2 separate regions of the Homo sapiens genome follow, and region 2 is linked to region 1. Evidence: read pairs that join two places in POLR2A ChIA-PET (ENCODE). Cell type or tissue: GM12878. All regions are shown on one strand.

Region 1 (8,000 bases):
ACAGCCTGATACGTTCACTATAATAAGGCTTGGTTTATATTAAGAAATGTCTGACCTTACTTTAGTTAGCATTATAATAACTCAGAAAATGAAATGAGTTCTCTAAGAACATAATATTTTCTTGTTGTTGTTGAGATGTAGTCTCGCTCTGTAGCCCAGGCTGGAGAGCGGTGGCGGGTCTCGGTTCACTGCAACCCCTACTTCCTGGGTTCAAGCAATTCTCATGCCTCAGCATCCCCAGTAGCTGAGATGACAGGTATGCGCCACCACGCCCGGCTAATCTGTGTATTTTTAGTAGAGGCAGGGTTTCACCATGTTGACCAGGCTGATCTCGAACTCCTGGCCTCAAGTGATCTGCCTGCCTTGGCCGCCCAAAGTGCTGAGATTACAGGGATGGCCACCAGGCCCAGCCAGAGCACAGTATTTTAATCTAAAAGTAAGACATACGGGAGGATCACTTGAGCCCAGGAGGTTGAAGCTGCAATGAGCCGAGATGGCGCCATTGCACTCCAGCCTGGGCAACAGAGCAAGGCCCTGTCTCAGTAAATAAATATATAAATAAATAAATGCATACATACATATACACACACACAATTTTTATTTGCCAAATAAATAAAAGTAAAATTTTAAATTAAAAAAAGTAAGACATATGACATTTACCAATCTAATATTTATATATAACTATATATTACCAATCTAATATTTATATATATTTTATATAACTCTTAGATAAATTCTAAAAGTTTATCAGGTATAGAAATACTAGAACAAATTTTATAATGTAGTATACAGTTGACCCTTGAACAACATGGATTTGAACTGTGCCAGTACAAGTGATAATGGGTGTGCCTCTCATGGCTCCCCATCTACCTCCTCCACCTCCTTTGCCTGTGCCACCCCTAAGACAGCAAGACCAACCCCTTCTTTCCCTCCGCCTCCTCCTCAGCCTCAGCCTCTTCAACATGAAAATGGAGTGGAAATGATGATCCGTTTCCACTTAATTAATAATAAATATATTTCCTTTCCCTTATAATTTTCTTTGTAATATGGTATACAATACTGTATTAACACATACAAAATATGTGTTAATCTACTATTTATCATTAAGGCTTCCGTTCAACAGTAGGCTATTAGCAGTTAAGTTTTTGGGGAGTCAAAAGTTATATGTGGATTTCCTACTGCACAGGGGGTTGGCACCCCTAACCCACACATGGTTCAAGGCTCAACTGTGGTTCCATCATCTGTACTCCCTTGCCCTGCTGGAGTCTACTTGGCCTCAGTTGCTTTGTGATACATATGGTTCATGCCTTTCTTCTCAATGCCATTCATGAATAGGAGATGCTCTAAAAGGTTTCTTTTGCCTTGGAAGTAGGTAGCTGGTTACTGACTGAATCATTTACTGACAAGGAATATGTTTAGATTCCATTTCAATAAGGTACACACACTATCAAGATGGTGAGGTTAGTTTTAAACAAATATGAAAATGCATATCTTACCCACATGCAGGCTTCAATCCTAACTTTTGAGATGATACTCCACAAAGAAATGGTTCCTTCAGTGCCCTCTTCATCTGGACAAATAATCTGATCAGGATAGGGTGGTTCGGGAAAATTAACTGAATTGCATTCATAAGCAGCTAATGTAACTGAGGCTATATGTGGACCCTATAAAACAAATACAAGAAACTTCTGATAAGAACTATTAAAAAATTATCAATACACATTATTTTAAAAATATATTAATTACTGTGTAAGAAAAATCTTAGCTTTCAAAGAACAAAAATAATTCTAAATAATTTCAAGATGCAGTTAGTAATATGAAGAAAATAATCCTTCCCAGAATCTCTTCCTGGTTGACTTAAAAAAAAATCAGATTTATTGAGGTAAAATTTACACATAATGAGTCACTTATTTGAGGTCTACATTTCAATTAGCTTTGACGAACATATTCAGCCATATAACCACACCAATCAAGATACAGAACATTTCCATTACTGCAAAAATGATCCCTTGGCCAGGCACAGCAGCTCATGCCTGTATTCCCACCACTTTGGGCGGCTGAGCCAGGATGACTGCTTGAAGCCAGGAGTTCAAGACCAGCCTGGGCTACAAAGCAAGACCTCATCTCTACAAAAATTTAAAAAATTAGCCATGCATTGTGGCATGTGCCTGTAGTCCCAGCTACTCAGGAGGTAGGAGGCATTGCTTGAGCCCAGGTGTTGGAGGCTGTAGTGGGCTATGATTGTGCCACTGCACTCCAGTCTGGACAACGGAACAAGGCCCCATCCCTTATAAAAAAAAATCCCTTGTGTTCCTCTGTGGCCAATTCCCTCCCTCAAGTCCTAGTCCCCGGCAACCACTGATCTAATTCCTTGCTTGACTTTTATTTTATTTATCTATATTTCTCATTTGTTAGATAATTCCTTTTATTAAAAAAAACTTCCTGAGCCACTGTTCTTTTAGGCACAATTTGAGAATATCACTTTACGTCCTTACTTAAAAACAGCTGGTGATCTACCACCTCATGTAACCTTTCCCAGTGAGATCATAAAGCAAAAATGTAACTGTGAAACCAGTATCAATGAGTTTTACACAATGGTTCCTAAAAGCACAAGATGAGGTGTCTGCATACTAGGGAGTTGGTTAAAATATAAATTCCTGGGTCCCTTAAGCATAGGTTGATAGATGTCCTCTAGCATACAGTAACTAGCAGCCATCAGCTATTATGAAGATAAATACTTTATTTGTAGAATAAAATTATTTACATATATATACACGAGATTTTATTACTAATTATATTGTGCAAGTATTTCTGAATCTGAAGGTTTCTATTAAAGATTTCTCCAATGATTTTTCATAAATGAGACAGTCCCACAGAAAAGTAAGTGGGCTCTGTGTATAAGAAAGTATTTTAAGATCACTTGATGAAAGAATCTGTGGTTCAAAGTACATAAAATCTAGTGATAAAAATAAAACTAAGACATTCTACTATCAAGATAATAAAATTTTGTTTGATGTTAATATACAAAGTTGTTCACACATATGTGATATTTATCTCTAAATAGAATCGGCATTTTCTGTTAAAATAATACCTAAAAAATGAAATCCTTGGAACTGAATCAGTTAATTATTAGTTTTTTCTGGATCAAAAAAATCGATGTGAAGTTTTAGCCTTTGTTCCTCTTTTTGGGGACTTTTAATTCTTGGAAATGCAGAAATATTAAAGTATTAAAATAATTATATAAGATTTTGAAAATACTTTGACTACTTAGGTTTTTGAAAACTTATGATTAACCATGAAATCTACAATCATTTCTTTAAATGCCAGGTGCACACAAGAGATTTCACACTTGGGGGAAAAAAGAATTATTTTGTGATACTACAAAAAAACCCCAAAGTTTGTGATATTCAGAATAACTGCATAGTTTGTGAAACATTTCTCCTCATACAATTATAGCTATCAGACATAATTAAAAAAAAAAGAAGAAATCAGCTGTAACTTCCACCTTTACTATTAGAAAACACAAAAGAGACATATGAATGCCAATAAGTGAAAAAGAAGAAAATTTAAGAGTTTGTCCATGCTGTCCCCATGTTACTGTCCTCTTTGGCTACAGGTAGTCTACAGCTAAAGTTAGAAATGAATTTCAAGTGAACAAAAATAAATTGCTCTGGGAGCTAAAATAATGAGATTTCTGGGATAGATAGGAAAGAAAAAGCTATATTTGCATTCCAGAAATATAAAAAATGTATCCTAACAGATTAAACACATTATCCAATAAAATAAAAGTTCTTTATAGTTTTCATTTTTAGTTATTCTGAAAAGGGAAATTTTCAACAATCTGATTTGAGAATGTTTTTTCAAGTCTCTGATTTGAGAATTCTTTCTTCTAAAGAAGTCTGTTCATTCACTCAACTAAACTGACATATATTTTCCATAACCACACTAGTAAGTCATGATTACTCAGCCTTTGAGGCAGATGTGGTGGTTCCCAGACAAAATGAACATTAACAACTCAGTTTCTTGTCCTTTGTTCATAGTTTAAACTATATTAAGTGATAGGAAACCTCACAAGTTCTATTCAACATTTTAGCTTAATGGTTTTTAAATATAACCGATTTGAATGAAAAAATATGTTTATATGAAAAATTCAAATAAAAAAATTTTTGATTAAAAGTTTTAAAAGTTACACATAATTCAAACTACTTTTAAAGTATATTTTCTAAAAACTACAAGTCTCACTACAATGTAGCAAATATGAGTCACATTTTTAACCATACTAAACAAAGAAACAAGAGGGTAAAGACCCAAACAGCTATAGTATTAATTGAAAAGCCTAACTGGATAAAACCTGCCACAGGATATAAAATTTATATATTTACTGAGCAGCAGGTTCCAACTCTTGTGGGAGCATGGGTTAGGGATCCTGGTCTATGGCTGAAGGTTTTCTGTCTCACGGCGGATGAAGTAACGGATACTAGACTTTCATTTCTATAGCAAACAATTAGAAAACTGGACAAAATATATGGGACAATTCTTTTTAGACATTGTACTACAGGCAGTACAGGGCTTTGATTACTAAGAGAAGGGATAAAAATGAAGAAACCATACATTGACTCTGGCTTCTTGTCTGTAGACACATTCCATGCCTGCCAAAAATTCCATGGTCAAAAGAGCAAGAGCCCAAACAAAGCATGTTGCTCCTGCCGAGTTGAGAATGAGATTGGGGTTCACGAGTTCAGGATTCAAGAAGGCTGAGGCAGTCAGAATTTATGAGGCAGTATACCAGAAAAGAGAAAGCTACACAGAGAAGGAACTCTAGAAATCTGCACAGGGGTCCCCTTCAGACTCTGGCACACAAAGCTGCATTGCATGCTAAGGTGAGACCACAAGTCCAGGCAAAGAACTACAAGAACTACTGGGAAAAGAATAATTACTGGGGATTTGTAAACTGACCAATTCCCAGAGTTCACACAGGCCTGGGAAACATTTGTGATCAACCAGCTAGAGTAGAGAGACTCAGCATTCAACCCAGAAAGGTCATGCCTGGGTAGGTACGACCTTTCCTTCTGGTCCTAAGGTGAAAGCTACTCTAGTCTGACCCTAACAGGGTTTAAAACAAGTCTTAAAAAGATCAAGCTGATCCACAGGTAACTTAATTGTCCCCTTCACCCTCCCCCCACATCAATGTTCTATAGTGGAAGACAAAATCCATACAATCAACAATTTAATACTACATATCTAGCATTCAATTAAAAATTACTAGCACTCAATATAATATTACTAGATATGCGAAGCAGCAAATTATAACTCATAACCAAAAGAAATATTGCTCAATAGAAACAGACCCAGATTTGATGAAAAGTATCAATCCACAGACTTAAGAAACTGAACAAATCCAGTCAGGATCGACACAAAGAAAATAAAACACATGGGCTGGGTGCGGTGGCTCACGCCTGTAATCCCAGCACTTTGGGAGGCCAAGGTGGGTGGATCATGAGGTCAGGAGTTCGAGACTAGCCTGGCCAACATGGTGAAACCTGTCTCTACTAAAAATACAAAAAATTAGCCGGGCATGGTGGCAAGTGCCTATAATCCCAGCTACTGGGGAGGCTGGGGCAGGAGAATCGCTTGAACCCAGGAGGCAGAGGGTGCGGTGAGCTGAGATCTCAACACTGCATGCCAGCACAAAAAAGAAAAGAAAAGAAAACATATAGGCCGGGCATGGTGGCTCACGCCTGTAATCCCAGCGCTTTGGGAGGCCAAGGTGGGTGGATCATGAGGTCAGGAGATTGAGACCATCCTGGCTAACATGGTGAAACCCCATCCCTACTAAAAATACAAAAATTAGCTGGGTATGGTGGTGCGCACCTGTAATCCCAGCTACTCGGGAGGCTGAGGCAGGGGAATGGCTTGAATCCGGGAGGCGGAGATTGCAGTGAGCCGAGATTGCGCCACTGCACTCCAGCCTGACGTCAGAGCAAGATGCCATCTCAAAAAAAGAAAAAAGAAAATAGAAAATAAAACATAATCAAACTGCTAAAAATCATCACAATCATGTCATAATGAAATTGCTATAATTCAATGACAAGAGGAAAAGTCTTAAAAACAATAGAGTAGATAAAAATAAAACATCTACAGGGAAAAATAGGTCAGACTTTTCATCAGAAATAATGCAAACCACAGGACATCAGAATTACTTCTTTAAAATGTCAAAGAAAAAAATACCTGTGAATCTGGGAGCTAGGGAAAATATATTTCAAAAAAATATATTTCAAAACAGTACTGTGGATTTACGACATATGAGGAAGTAAAATATACAAGAAGTAAAATGTATGACAACTAAAGCATAAATTATAAATTATGGGAGGAGGAAATGAAGAACACTATTATAAGGTTGTTATATTTTATACAAAATGAGAAAACAATACTTCATTGTTCACCCTGTAAGTTAATGGAGCATATTGCAAACCTTAGGACAACCACTAATTTTTTTTTTCTTTTTTTTTTTTGAGAAAGGGTCCTACCCTGTTGCCCAGGCTGGAGGGCAGTAGTGTGATCACAGCTCAGTGGAGTCTTGACTGCCCAGGCTCATGAGATTCTACCTCAGCCTCCCGAGTAGCTGGGACCACAGGCATGCATCACTACACCTAGCTATACCACTAAAAATTTTAAAAGAAGTAGAACAAACAAGCAAATAAATTCAATACCAAAAAAAAAAAAAAAAAAAACACCAAAAAACAAAACAAAACAAAACAAAACAAAAAAATCCTCAGTCCAAAAGAAGGCAGAGAAAAAAGAAAAAGGAATGAAAAATTAGATATGACAAACAGTTTGAGGGTAGACTTAAACCCAATCATATTGATAACTACATTAATTGCAAATGGACCAAATGTATAAATTCAGGCAGACACTGTCACACTGGATTAGTACACGCTGTCTATAAGAAACCCACTTTAAATATTAAGAACCCAGAAAAGAAAGAGTAAAGAAATGGGAAAAGAAAAACCATTTAAAAAATCCATAAAAAAGATAAAGTAGCTAAATTGATATTAGACAAAGTAGATTTAATGACAAAGAATATTAACAGAGATTCATAGGAACAAATGATAAAAGGTCTAATTCTCAGGAAGTCAGACCAATTCTAAATGTGTATACAACCAATAACAGAGTGTGAAAATACATAAAGCAAAAACTGACAGAACACAGAAATGAACAAATCCCCAATTATAGCTAGAAATTTCTTTATTTTATTTTTTTTGAGACAGAGTCTCACTCTGTTGCCCAGGCTGGAGTGCAATGGCACGATCCTGGCTCACTGCAACCTTCGCCTCTGGGGTTCAAGCAATTCTCCTGCCTCAGCCTCCCAAGTAGCTGGGGTTACAGGCACCCGCCACCACACCCAGCTAATTTTTGTATTTTTGGTAGAGATGTGGTTTCACCATGTTGGTCAGGCTGGTTTTGAACTCCTGACCTCAGGTGATCCACCCAACTGGGACTGCTGGCGCAAGATACCACAACCAACTAATTTTGTTGTTGTTGTTGTTGAGACAGGGTCTCTCATTCCATCACCCAAACTGGAGTGCAGTGGCAAGATCTTGGCTCACTGCAGCCTCAACCTCTAGAGTTCTGGTGATCTTCCCACCTCAGCCTCCTGGGTAGCTGGGACTACAGGTGTACACCACCACGCCTGGCTAATTTTTTGTAGAGGTGGGGTTTTGCCTGTTGCCCAGGCTGGTCTCTAACTCTTGGGCTCAAGTGATCTACCCACCTCAGTCTCTCAAAGTGCTGGGATTACAGGTGTAAGCCAGAGTGCCCAGCCCAGCTAATTTTTTTTCATTATTTGTAGACAGGTCTCCCTGTGTTGCTTAAACTCCTAGGCTCAGGGGATCCTCCTACCAACACCTCCCAAAGTGCTGGCATTACAGGTGTGAGCCGGCGCACCTGGCCCAGATAATTTTTTTTTTGTTATTTTTAGAGATGGGTCCCCCTATGTTGCC
Region 2 (8,000 bases), 190 kb after region 1:
AGTCAGGTTACATTTCTATCTAAGACAGACCAACAAAAACAATATTTCACTATTTAATTTCTTTCTATTAAAAGGTCAGTGTGTTTTACATATATTTACTAATGAGCCTGATGTCTTTGACATTTGACATATATGTGTGTGTATATATACATATACACTATTACGTCTTTGACATATACTACTATGTCTTTGACATAAAATATATATACATACTATTATGTCTTTGACATAAACATATGTCTTTGACATAAATATATATAATCCTCTTTGGCAGCTAGCTTACAATTTTTATCTATCTTTTACCTAAAATTATTCAGATAATCAGAAAAAGCTAGGGCAACACTTGAGAAGGGCACAGAATTCCCAACAGAGGTAGCACTCTATCTGGGTGCCACATTCCTTACTTACAAATACTTAAGTTTTTTAACTTGATACTGAATGCTCACCAGTCAGAAAAACCAAGATGTCTCCAGCCATTTCATTCAAATGGATATCCATGGTGACTTTCACAATCTAAAGCAAGAAATGCAGGCATAATATGCTAGTGGAAATACAGTCATTCCCTTACCACCACTTCCCTTGCCCCACAGAAAAATTAAATTTGGTTCTTAAAAGTTCTAGGACCTGTGAGGACTGTCATTAAAATAGTAGTGAACAAATGAATTATCAAACCACCCAATTAGTAAGAATCATAGATATTTAAAAAAGACATTAAATGAATGCCAAGTAATACCGCTTGAATATACGCAGTATTTTCTCTGTCTCGTGGACCAATCAAATTGCAGAATTTCTCTCTGACTGGATAAAGCCTTCCAGGTATATCAAATATTGGACAATTTCCAAAGAATGCAGAGAGCTTGGCTAATTCCATAGTTGCTGACATTACCACCACTTTTAAATGCTCCTTCCTATTAGGAGACTTCTCCTGAAATAGCTTCTTCAATAAACCAAATAAGATATCCTGAAAGAAAAGTAAATTTCTAGTAAGTCACAAGTACACTTAACAGCCAAACTATTTTAGATACACTGCTATTCTAACCAAGGAATTCCTATTTTAATACATTAAAATATAAGTAGGAGCCAGGTGCAGTGGCTCACACCTGTAATCCCAGCACTTTGGGAGGCCAAGGTCGGAGGCCAGGAGGTCGAGACCTGCCAGGGAAACAAAACGAGACACTGTCTCTACAAAAAATATTCTTAAAAATTAGCCAGACATGGTGATGCACGTCTGCAGTACCAGCAACTCAGGAGGTTGAGATGGGAGGATCACTTGAGCCCAGGAGTTCAAGGGTGCAGTGAGCTATGATCGTGCCACTGCTCTCCAGCCTGGGTGATGGAGCAAGACTCCATCTCTAAAAAATTAAATTAAATTAAAAAGTAAGAGGAGGCAATTCTCTACACAATAAAAAGCTACCCAAACAAACTACTTGCTAATAAAAAAATAATAATAAATTAAAATACTCACTGTAGTTAGAGTTCTTTCATGGGCTTCATCCAAAATAATGACACTGAATTTGGTAAGATTTGGGTCTCCCAGAATATGTTTCAGTAAACATCCATCAGTCATATATTTGATTGCTGTCTCCTAATGTTCAAACAGCAGTGTCACAGGAATTCACCACTATTTTCCCAACTAAATTTTTCCTCAAGAGGTACAAACATTAAGTGATCAAACCACTCTGACTAAACAAAAGGGTACATAAAAATAGTCTAACTTATGTATACAAAATGATGGTAAGTTACAAAACATGCTGTCTATACAGAAAAAGGGACAAATAACTCACTTGGGTATTCTTGGACAAAGCAACAAAAATCACCAATAAGGAAATACAATAAAGTCAGAGGAAAGTGGCAAGATGATGCAATGGCATTGGGTAAGCAAGTTGTGGGAAACAACAGTGAAATGAGATTTATCTTTCTGACTCAGCCCCTATTTTAGAGGATTCGGGGGAAATGAGAAAATGGTAGGTGCATACTTTCCACCCACTCTCTCCTCTTCTCTATTAAAAAATGTGTTACTTAGGTCAGACACGGTAGCTCACGCCTGTAATCCCAGCACTTTGGGTTGCTGAGGTGGGCGGATCACTTGAGTCCAGGAGTTCGAGACCAGCCTGGACAACATAGCAAAACCACATCTCTAATAAACATATAAAAATTAGCCAGGTGTGGTGGGTCACGCCTGTAGTCCCAGCTACTTGGGAGGCTGAGACGGGAGGACTGCTTGAGCCTGAGAGGCGGAGATTGCAGTGAGCTGAGATCACGCCATTGCACTCCAGCCTGGGTGACTTAGTAAGACACTATCTCCAAATAAAAATGTGTTACTCAACAAGCATTAAAACAGGGTGAGAAAAAGGTCCAAAGGGTAGGAATAACAGCAACGACATCCATAAAACAAGGGAAAGAAGAAAGAAAAAACAGTGACCACTAGGAAGGCAAAAAGATAGTATTTTGGGGAGTCATCTTGTGCCACATTTGATGGCCATTCCCATTAGGGAACATATGTAAACCAGGGATCGTTTTGTAGCTGGACAGGATTAAGAAATCCACAGGGAATGTAAATTATAATATTCACTATTAAAAAGAAAATTTTAAATTTGTTGGTGCCATGAATATAGAAGATGCTTTAACACTTGCTGATTTTGTTAATTGGCTGATTTTGTTAATTCAGCTTTCCATTGACTTCAAGAATACAAACACATAAAATAAATCAACCTGAAAACATGCTCAGTGAAATAAGAGTGACACGAAGTACAAAATATTGTGTGATTCCACTTGAATGAGGTACCCGGAGTAGGCAAATTTGTAGAGACAGAAAGTAGAACAGAAGATACAGCAGGGCGCGGTGGTTTACCCTGTAATCCCAGCACTTTGGGAGGCCGAGGTGGGCAGATCACAAGGTCAGGAATTTGAGACCAACCCCATCTCTACTAAAAATACAAAAAATTAGCTGGGCGTGGTGGCAGGAGCCTGTAAACCCAGCTACTTGGGAGGCTGAGGCAGGAGAATCACTAGAACCTGGGAGGCAGAGGTTGCAGGGAGTGGAGGTTGCGCCACTGCACTCCAGCCCGGGCAATGGTGTGAGACTTCGTCTCAAAAAAAAAAAAGAAGTTACCAGAGGCTAGGGGGAGGGAGAAATGGGGGTTTTAATCTATAAGAGTTTCTGTTTGGGATGATAAAAAAAGTTCTGAAAGTAGAAATGGTGATGGTTACCCAACATTGTGAACACATTTTTTTTTTTTTTTTGAGGTGGAGTTTTGCTCTTGTTGCCCAGGCTGGAGTGCAGTGGCGCGATCTCAGCTCACCGCAACCTCCGCCTCCCGGGTTCAAGCCATTTTCCTGCCTCAGCCTCCTGAGTAGCTGGGATTACAGGCATGCACCACCGTGCCCAGCTAATTTTGTATTTTTAAAAGAGACAGGGTTTCTCCATGTTGGTCAGGCTGGTCTCGAACTCCTGACCTCAGGTGATCCACCCGCCTCGGCCTCCCAAAGTGATGGGATTACAGACGTGAGCCATCGAGCCCAGCCCATTGTGAACATACTTAATGGCACTGAATTGTATACCAAAATAGTAAAATGGTCGATTTTAAGTTATATATATTTTACTACAATAAAACATTTTAAAAACCTACATGTCAAGAATCCTTACAGTTAAAAAACATAAATAAGAGAATCCTAAGAAAATAAACTGTCATTTATAAACTAAGGAAGGAGAAAATGGGATGAACATCAGACACTTGAGAGCTAAAGCATTAACAATGAACAACAAAAATAAATTCTTTAAAATATATATTGAACTTTGAAGTTAAAAATCTTTCAGAACTCTCTCCACTCTTTCTGTTAAGTTTATAACATTAGCTGGGCATGGTGGCATGCTCCTGTAGTCCCAGCTACCCAAGGGGCTGAGGTAGGAGATCACTTGAGCCCAGAAGGTAGAGGCTACAGAGAGCCATGATTGCGCCACGCACTCCAGGCTGGGCGACAGAGCAAGACCCTGTCCCATAAAAGAAAAGAAACAAATACCAACAAGACTTTTGTACCTTAGAACTGCAATCATCAAAACGAACTTGGTATCCTACTTTGGATCCCAAAGTGCATTTCATTTCTTCAGCTACTCTCTGAGCAACTGATATAGCAGCTACTTTTCGTGGTTGAGTTACACCAATCATACCATGTTGTGAAAACCCTATCAAAACCAGAGATAAAGAAACACAACAATGTTAGCAATTGTCTTCCTATTAGAGCTAAATTGTTTTTGGCCAATCAACACAAAACTGCTTGAATGTTTCCAAAAGAATATCTCGCAAATTAAAAACACACTGCTATGTTTGCATCATGGAAATTTAAATATTAATTTAAAATAATACATATTAATAACCATGCAAAAATATATTATATATATAATATATAAATATATATAATATAAATCCAGTTTATATTATATATATTTATATATTATATATATTATATACTAATATATATTTAATATATAATATATATTATAATATATTATATATTATATATATTAATATATAACATATTATATGTATTATATAATTTATAATATATTATATATAAATATACATTATAATATATTATAATATATACTATATATTATATATAAATATACATTATAATATAATGTATATTATATATATTTAGACAGAGTTTTGCTCTTGTTGCCTAGGCTGTAGTGCAATGGCGCAATCTCGGCTCACCGCAACCTCTGCGTCCCAGGTTCAAGCAACTCTCCTGCCTCAGCCTCCCGAGTAGCTGGGATAACAGGCATGTGCCACCATGCCGGGCTAATTTTGTATTTTAGCAGAGACGGGTTTTTTCCCTGTTGGTCAGGCTGGTCTTGTACTCCCAACCTCAGGTGATCCACTTGCCTCTGCCTCCCAAAGTACTGGGATTATAGGCTTGAGACACCACGCCCAGCCAAAACAAAAAAAAAGAAAGAAAAAATTATATATATATCTATATATATATATAGATATATATATATTTTTTTCTTTTTTGAGACGGAGTATTGCTCTGTTGCCCAGGCTGGAATGCAGTGGCGCGATCTCGGCTCACTGCAACTTTCACTTCCTGGGTTCAAGCGATTCTCCTGCCTCAGCCACCTGAGCAGCTGGGATTACAGGCGCTTGCCACCAGGCCCAGCTAATTTTTTTGTAAAAAATATATTTTTTAAATTAGAATTCAGGCTTTGTCTGTTTTTTTCTGTCTAAAAATCTACTCTAAAGGTAAGCCAAGAATTTTGAAACATAAGAATTCATAAAATTCCACACACTTCCCAAAATAAATTTACTTTTGCCACAAGAGTAAAACTGGATTTATTTATTTATTTATTTATTTATTTATTTATTTATTTTTGAGATAGAGTCTTGCTCTGTTGCCCAGGCGGGAGTGCAGTGGCACAATCTCGGCTCACTGCAACCTCTACCTCCTGGGTTCAAGCAATTCTCCTGCCTCAGCCGCCTGAGTAACTGGGATTACAGGTGCGCGCCACCACACCCAGCTAATTTTGTATTTTTAGTAGAGATGGGGTTTCACCATGTTGGCCAGGCTGGTCGCAAACTTCTGACCTCAAGTGATCCATCTGCCTCAGCCTCCCAATGTGCTGGGATCACAGGCATGAGCCACTGCACCCAGCCTAAAACTGGACTTAAATATGCCACCTTTCTGCTGGGAGCAGTGGTACACACCTGTAATCCCAGCTACTCAGGAGCCTGGCTACTCAGAAGGTTGAGGTAGGAGGATTGCTTGAACTCAGGAGTTTGAGATCAGCCTGGGCGACATAGTAAGATCTCATCTCAAAAAAATAAATAAATATATATATCTATATTTATATATATATATATATGCACCTTCCATATACCATTTTAATATATTTGGGAATGGAGCTGCATCTTAAAATCGATGGCGCATTTCCATTCTTACTAATACAGTAGTCCCTCTTTACCTTTGGTTTTGCTTTCCAATTTTTCAGTTACCTACAGTCAGTGGAGGTCCAAAAATGTTACAGTACTTTGAGAGACAGAGAGAGACCACATTTACAAAAGTTTTACTACAGTATATTGTCATAACTGCTCTATTTTATTGTTGTTGTTGTTAATTTCTTACTATGCCTAATTTATAAACTAAACTTTATCAAAAGTATGTATGTATGTATAGGAAAACACATAGTATATGCAGGGTTTGGTATTATTGGCAGTTTCAGGCATTGAGTGGTCTTAGAAGGCATCTCCCAAGGATAAGAAGGGATTACTGCACATAAAATAGTGATATATCTTAATAGATGGCACCTTAGATTGAAGCATTAGAATAATACATTTGTTATTTTTTAAGGCAAATCATATCCAATATAATACTGCTCTTTACAAACCTTATGACAGAAAGTTCTGTCATACTGAATGACACTTGTCAAAAAACAAAATTACAACAAATTTATTTTATTTTTATTTATTTTTTTTGACACAGAGTCTCACTCTGTTGCCCAGACTGGAGTGCAACAGCACGGTCTCAGCTCACTGCAACCTCTGCCTCCTGGGTTCAAGTGATTCTCCCGCCTCAGCCTCCCAAGTAGCTGGGATTATAGGCGCCCGCCACCACGCCTAATTTTTGTATTTTTAGTATAGACGGGTTTCACCATGTTGGCCAGGCTGGTCTCGAACTGCTGACCTCATGATCCACCTGCCCTGGCCTCCCAAAGTGCTGGGATTACAGGCTTGAGCCACTGCGCCCGGCCTAAAAAATTTTTTTTTTTTTGGAGACGGAGTCTCACTCTGTCTCCCAGGCTGGAGTACAGTGGCACGATCTCGGCTCACTGCAAGCTCCGCCTCCCAGATTCATGCCATTCTCCTGCCTCAGCCTCCCGAGTAGCTGGGACTACAAGCGCCCACCACCACGCCCGGCGAATTTTTTTTTTTTCTATTTTTAGTAGAGACAGGGTTTCACTGTGTTAGCCATGATGGTCCCGATCTCCTGACCTCATGATCCGCCCACCTCGGGCTCCCAAAGTGCTGGGATTACAGGCGTGAGCCACTGTGCCCAGCCAAAACTTTTTAATTGGCTTTTGTGATTCTAACTCTGGAATCACATCAACCCATCGTCTCATAAAATAGAATCAGTGTTCCAATGAGCTGAGCAGAGGAGGCTGATTGTATAGACAGAAAAGGGCTGAGGAAAGCAGAAACAGAAAACAAAAAGCAGATTGCTCATTTCAAAGTTACTTTTCTTGTCAAAGTTAAAGCAGAGGAAACTTCTTGATGCTCCTAAAACTGGTCTGTTTGGGGATTTGGCTATTATCTCTTTCTCCTGATTTCTCAGTAGATGAAAAATTTAGTTTCTAGACTTGGTGGCGTGGAACTTCAGTATGAGTAACTCCATTTTGGTTTGGTCTGTTGGGTCTAGTGCGGGGGATCAGTCCAAACCAAAGGCCTCCTATTAACTTTACTTAACGTATTTTAAAGGTAATTTGTTAGTTGGCTTGCGCTGGCAAAGTCAGGGGATAAATATTTACCTGATAATGCTCTAGAGAAAGAACCAAGAAGTACTAATGGCAGCAACAGATATCACATATCTCTTACCCCTCAAAATTATTTCAGTATCCAATGGTTAATAGTCTACTGCTAGACAACTTTATTCTATAAAATGGAATATCTAGATGTAATTCTATTTGAGATTATTATGGTAATTAAAAATGGGAAAATTTGCCATCCCAACTAATTCTTGAACCTGAAATAGACCATAAAGAAGCAAAGGAGACATAGGGGAAGGGGGTGTGCCAAGAGAAGCGGGACTATAAAGCAAATACTGGGCAATCATGGAGTACAGAAGTCCTACTGGCCTTTAAAAAGAGGATATTTTTAAAATATTTCCAATTATTACAACAGAAAAAAATCACCTGCTTCATATAGATATTTTGGGAGTTGAGTTGTTTTACCACTTCCTGTATTTCCAGTAACAATAAGGAATGAATTGTCCCTCACAGCTTGAAT

Evidence for each region. ChIA-PET counts read pairs that join two places held together with the same protein. Peaks named below come from ENCODE experiments on the same cell type or tissue, not always from the same donor. Only the 100,000 strongest peaks of a DNase experiment are listed, where the experiment ranks them.
Region 2: POLR2A ChIA-PET joins it to region 1 with 14 read pairs; 2 of 35 experiments call an interaction of 5 or more read pairs at or near these places.

Annotation. Positions count from the first base shown.
Region 1 is chr17:59,758,635-59,766,634 of GRCh38, reverse strand. VMP1 (vacuole membrane protein 1) reads right to left here. Exons shown (of 12, transcript NM_030938.5): 6 at 1,497-1,664. Among named protein-coding and RNA genes, the nearest start is that of VMP1, 55 kb to the right of the region's middle. In GM12878, no CTCF peak of the experiment used is centred here; a DNase peak (open chromatin) is centred at 3,978; H3K27ac peaks cover 1,290 bases.
Region 2 is chr17:59,566,701-59,574,700 of GRCh38, reverse strand. It overlaps DHX40 (DEAH-box helicase 40), which reads right to left. Exons shown (of 18, transcript NM_024612.5): 2 at 7,907-8,000; 3 at 4,038-4,183; 4 at 1,466-1,585; 5 at 734-961; 6 at 447-513. Among named protein-coding and RNA genes, the nearest start is that of DHX40, 5.1 kb to the right of the region's middle. In GM12878, no CTCF peak of the experiment used is centred here; no DNase peak of the experiment used is centred here; H3K4me3 peaks cover 32 bases; H3K27ac peaks cover 264 bases.